Regions from separate parts of the Mus musculus genome. Here region 2 is linked to region 1. Evidence: chromatin loops called from intact Hi-C (ENCODE). Cell type or tissue: left cerebral cortex. All regions are shown on one strand. Links, peaks and the distances in the headings refer to the core of each region. The heading gives the core; the rest is flanking DNA.

Evidence for each region. Hi-C counts contacts between places; a loop is a spot of excess contacts. Peaks named below come from ENCODE experiments on the same cell type or tissue, not always from the same donor. Only the 100,000 strongest peaks of a DNase experiment are listed, where the experiment ranks them.
Region 2: it touches region 1 in a loop (2.8-fold over the local background); 2 of 42 quality-filtered maps call a loop at or near these places.

What each region holds. Positions count from the first base shown.
Region 1 is chr15:92,597,592-92,600,406 of GRCm38, reverse strand. All of the region lies in intron 3 of Pdzrn4 (PDZ domain containing RING finger 4), which reads right to left. Among named protein-coding and RNA genes, the nearest start is that of Gm52207, 88 kb to the right of the region's middle. In left cerebral cortex, for the core only: a CTCF peak has its summit at 1,585; a DNase peak (open chromatin) is centred at 1,566; H3K4me3 peaks cover 1,724 bases; H3K27ac peaks cover 426 bases.
Region 2 is chr15:92,446,683-92,449,497 of GRCm38, reverse strand. The region is part of intron 3 of Pdzrn4 (PDZ domain containing RING finger 4); the gene reads right to left. Among named protein-coding and RNA genes, the nearest start is that of Pdzrn4, 51 kb to the right of the region's middle. In left cerebral cortex, for the core only: a CTCF peak has its summit at 1,730 (motif pointing left); a DNase peak (open chromatin) is centred at 1,572.

The sequences.
Region 1 (2,815 bases), core at 268-2,767:
GGCCCAGATAAATGTCATCAGGCTGCAAAGCACGGGACACCGCCTGGTGGAAAGGTTACCCTTGTGTGCCCCAGCCCTAGACTCACACACAGAGCTTCTTAGTAGACCCCGACCAGACCAAACCCAGCTGAAAACAATTTTTTTGAGTTGACAGTCCATCTCTTCTGCCAACTGGGAGTCTCAGCTCCTCTGTAAGAGCAAATTGAAAATCCCCAAAACATAAAGGACATCCCCCTCACCTGAGTACATCATTCAGGTTCCCTCCCTAGGCTCCTCCCAGAACCCACTTTCCTCTTTTCCTGCAATTATAACCCGCTTATCAGATCACTACATCCAGAGAGGAAATGTGGGAAGTTCAAAACTATAAGGATCCTAATGTAAAGAAACATGCATTTTGCAGGTGGGAAGACATTATGGAGTCACTGATAATTATACATGGTTCGGCCCTCTCTCCCCCTCCCTGCCCCCCCCACTCCCCAACTCCCCCAGAATTTCCCTCAGTTATTAAAAATAACAAAGAAATAAAATGCAGGTTATATGAGAGTTCTGAGTATAGGAACATACAGTTTGGGGGCAGTCAGGTGTGCTCAGTTTCATCTCAATGCACTTGTTAGAAATCAGACTCCAGCCTCATGAAGGTTTTGTGAACTGTAGCCTCTCTTATGGGGTGGAGTGGGGGGGGGGGTATGGAGTCTGGGAGGTCGGAAGTGGGGGAGGTAAGGGGGGGTTGGGGGTGGGGTGTGGGGGAGGTCAGAAGTGGGGGAGGTCAGGGTGCGGTTGGAGTAGGGGTGTAGGGGAGGGGAGAGGGCAGCTATGTATCCTCTGGAACACCTGCTCGAGATTGGGCTGACTTTCATGTGTGCTCTGAGCTGCCTTTTCTCAAATACAAACAGAAAATAGTTTGCAGCCCCTCGGTGTATTATACGAGCCTATCACTGCTTCCCTTTGATATCTTATCTTATCCATTAACTCAATAAAATAGACAGCAAAGCTGGGGAAGCGCTGCGGGAGGATCCCTCTTGGAAAAATGCCTGCGAGATCTTTAAGCTGAGGTTTCTTATTTAATAAAAGCCAGTTAAATGGAAGCTAATCCTTCATTTCACCCCTTTATTAAAGACCATAAGTACTGCAGCTCACGAGGAGAGAGAATAAAATAAATGGATGGAGGAGACCAGGCAGAGGCAATAAGGGGCATGGCTTAGCTGTTTGCTCAAGGTTTGGGAAGCACTTGAAGGCAAAACTCACAGAGAGGCATTCTTAAAATCCGTAACAAAGGGCTCCTCCTGCATTTGAGCAAACACACTGCTGCCTACTGGAGGCAGTAACCCTGCCCCGCCAGGATGTAAACATCTTATGCCAGGCGTAATTGGGGATGCGAATCGCGCCACCCCCACCCCCACCCCGAACCCCCACCACGCGCCACCACACTCTGCTTTTACATAATTTGGATTTAGGATTTAAAAACCACCACCAACAGATTGATGAACCCACTTCCCTGGTCCTTGACCACAGAAAACCAAAGCTGGACGTCAAACTCTTAAGAAGCAAACTAAAGGCGAGTGCTCCACCTGGAGACAGTTTTCAAGAGCCAGCGGCACGCATCCAGGAGACAGCATTACTTTAGCTCGCACTTAGGCAAGTTTATAGGTTTCCTTTTGCAAAGCAAAGCCAAAGGTATTGCCCCCCAGTGTAATTAACAATGTTAATCTTCTTTTTCCTCTCTCTGGTGATAAAGGAATCATTTTTTATATTTAATTAATGCAGAGGATCATTTTGGAAACTGGCTAATGAGCCTCTGATCACATTACCATGAAAATGTGCATTAACATTGCAACTGAGGAGGCTGTTTCATGTGTAGCAAATCCACTTTGTAATTAGCCCACTGTGAAATGAATCACACCGGGGGTTGGGGAGGGGGAGTCTGAGGGAGCCAGTAGGCAGTGGGCACTTGGCTACTGCTGGACCATAGACCACCAACGTCCCAACCTTGTCTTTCGTCAGCAATAATCTCTTAAAAAACAAAAGTCCTGTCAAATTTGGGGCAGACTAGAAGACAGGTGAAATAAACTTTATTCTGCCAGATGACACATTTGCATGTGAGCAATGCTTAAAATAAATAGTAAATCAATGTAGATAGTAATAATAGTCAGTAAATTAATAGAGTTATATTAAAATTATGGCAGCTGACTAAAATTATATAGTCTCCCCCACCTTTTCAAACCAGAAAAGTCTGAAGACACACATTAAAGAGATATTTGAATTTATATGGCTTTCCCTAGGTCACAAATGTGCACTGAAATAGTGCTTGCTATTAGTTTATAGGACTAAACACACAAAAAAATAGAACAAGGAGCCAAGAATAGATGGTAAGAAAACTTGTTTTTCTTCTTCTTCTTTTTTTTTTTTTTGAATTGAAGACATATCATGTATTTTCCTTATACAAAAACACCAAGTTTTATTTTTTTCTTAAACCAAAGCAAAAAAAAAAAAAAAAAAAAAAGTCTCATTAATCAAATAATTTCCTCTGGCTAACCAGATTTGGCAAGAAACTTTTCCTGTCTATTCAAAATAACTGAGATCACAGACCTATTAACTCCCAGTATTTATGCAGACAATGATACAATTGATTTTTCAAATGTCAACATGATCCCAAAACCAGAGAGGGCTCTCAAAAGATTACAGTCCAGGATCTCAGCGCTGCTCCTCTGACTTGACAGACATCTTGGCAGCCGATACACAAAAAAACGCTAAAAGAATCCCACAGGAAGTCATCTGAAGGGGGAGTGGCAAGGAAACTGAAAACTGCCACCCAAAC
Region 2 (2,815 bases), core at 204-2,703, 150 kb after region 1:
TCGGTCACAGGGGTTGGGCTGGCTATAAGTGAGAGAATGAGGATAAGGACACATTGACAGCCCAGTAACCTATAAACATCCCATTCTCTACCCACTCCATCCCATTCTCTACAAACACATAAGCTGTGCACAGGCTGCCACGCCATGCTTTCCATTCACGCATGTTACACGTATGCCAGGGCGCTCACATCGGATGTTCTGTTTTGTGTTTCAGCTGTGGGCCTAACGCAGAAGTAAGAGTCACCATGCCCACATTCTAATGCTGAACTGGATCACCACAGCAGACTGGGACATCTGGCATCCTGAACAGATCTGAGACCACCGTTTGAATCTATATTTTGGTTGACATCAAATTTCTCTGGACAGAGTTGGGAGAAAAAGAGCACTTGCCCACGTTTTCTAGAAAGTTTCAGGAAGAATTTCTTTGGGGTAACTGAGGGGGTCTAAAGTTGAATCGGGTGTGGGATTCTGACTGGTAAGACTTTGATGATAAAAGCCTATCTATTCATGGGGTTATAAATGACTAGCCAGGCTGGTCAGGTTCTGGGAAAGTATACCAAAAAAAAAAAAATGCTTTGTATCATACCATATGTACCTCCGCTCTCTTCACATAATATCAGAAGGCAACCATTTATAAAGTGAATAAACTGTTGGCTTAGCAGACTGTGAACACCAGCCTGCCACAGCCATTAACTTTCTGCCTATAAGAATTGAAATGTCTCTTTCCATTTGATTAAAAACATTAACCGGCATGAAAAGATAACTTTTCTTTCTATAGCTCTCTTTGTTTATTTTTCTTTCCGGACATCTGAATATAACATAAAAATCAGCATGTAGGACTACCCACTCATTCAGTCCTATTACTGAACAGGTCACACACAAAACAAAAGGGAGGGGAGGTCGTATCTCTGAGTAGAGCCAGAAAATTAGAACCATAGCATCCCTCTGGTGTCCATGCAAACACGGAGTGCCAAGGGTGCATGCTGACTTACGGCTGTGGCTTTTCCATCTAGGAGAACGATTAGCATAATTGGGTTTAGATCAGATGGAAGCCATTAGCCTTAAATTTCTTGCTGAGGCCTAAAGTGTCTAACTAATATCCATTTTATTCCATGTTACCTTCTACTTGCTCACATAAATTATCTTCCCTTCTGCCAGGCATAAGAAAAACTCATCCTTATCCTTATGTGAATTTTATCCTCCACTCTTATTCCACCATGTGCTCTATAGAAACCACTTTCCTTTAAACCAAAGAGCAGCAAAGCCCCTTAGTTGTCACCACAAGCATTATTAACTTAAGCCAGCACAGCTGATGGTCACTGAGTACCATCAGAGTTGTCATCCCACTTCCCAAGTGGACCAGGCAAGCTCTCGACAAGCTGAGCATCAGATGAACACATGCATGGGATGAGGACGAGGGCCATCTGTTTGTTGACACCATACTTGGGATATGCCCGAGCTTTTGAGCCAAAAGGTGTTCGCAATGAAAGCTGCCCCCTCCCTCCCTCACCAGGGAAGACAGTGCCGGCCAGCCTCTGAGCTGTGGTACATTCATGCCTGTACTATTTTCAGCAAGCGCCTGTAAGAAGAGGCAACGGATTTTATACATTTGGCATTATTACCACCACCCCCCCCCCAAAAAAAAAAAAAAACTCCATGGGAAAGAAAAAGCTTTGCTGTGGGAAGCAGGGTTTCAGGCCCCGTCTCAGATGCTTGGCTGCTTCTGCCACCTGCTGGCTTCAGGCTGGAAAGTTTCAACTTCTTCCCTCTCACAGTAGAGATTTCATGATGTTTATTGTTCAGCTGAATTGATGGGGTGGAATCTTAGAAGACCACAAGTTAAAGGGTTGTAGGTCGTTGCTGAGACCAAACATTTTAAATATAGGCTTCGTTTTAGCACTTGCTGACACTCAGGAAGTCATGAGTGGGTTGCTGTTTGCATATGCCCACACCCAGATTCCCATTGACAACACTTTATTCTGTCCCATTTGTCACAATAACTACCAAAGCAGGTAAGAGCATTATGAACTAAAGGAGAACAGAAGTATTGAGAGTATCAAAAGCCATGAACTATGATTTATCAAGACTAACACAGGTAGGTATTGGGCAGCTCCCATTTCTGACAAAGAACTATCTTCATTGGCCTATGCATGTTATATTTTGTGATTTTTCACACATAACACACACACACACACACACACACACACACACACACACCCTACAAATGGGAATATTTTGACTTATCTCCCTTCAGGAATGATGTTTAGCTTGATGACTCTTAGTCAAGGCCTTTCTCATAAATTTGTTGGCAGGTTTTAGTTGATGAATACTGTTGAGGTTTGCTCTTGTGTATATTGTAATGCTGACAGCTGGCCTCTGAGACGTAGAGTCAGAATATAGACCCAAGTGACACTATCTGACCCCCCTACCCCCAAATTATTTCTGATTGGTGAATAAAGTCGCCGACAGCCAATAGCTTGGCAGAAGAGACATAGGTGGGGTTTAGGATTCCTGGGCTTGGTGTTGGAGAGGAACCATGGGAAAAGAAGGTGAAGGAGGAAGAAAGAGATGCCGTGGGTTAGGAGTCAAGAAAACATGGCTGACCAATTGAAGTTAAGAGCAGCCCAGATGAGACATAGTAAGTAATAATTCAGGGTTCTCAAGAGGAAGCAGATTGTAATAGCATAGAGGGTAGGTATCTGCCCAGCTGATGGAGGCATACGGTAAATATAAAGGCTGTGTGTGTCTTTTATCTGGACCTGAATAATCAATGCAGGGAAGAAACTCCAGATTGGGATTTAAATTTTCTACAACA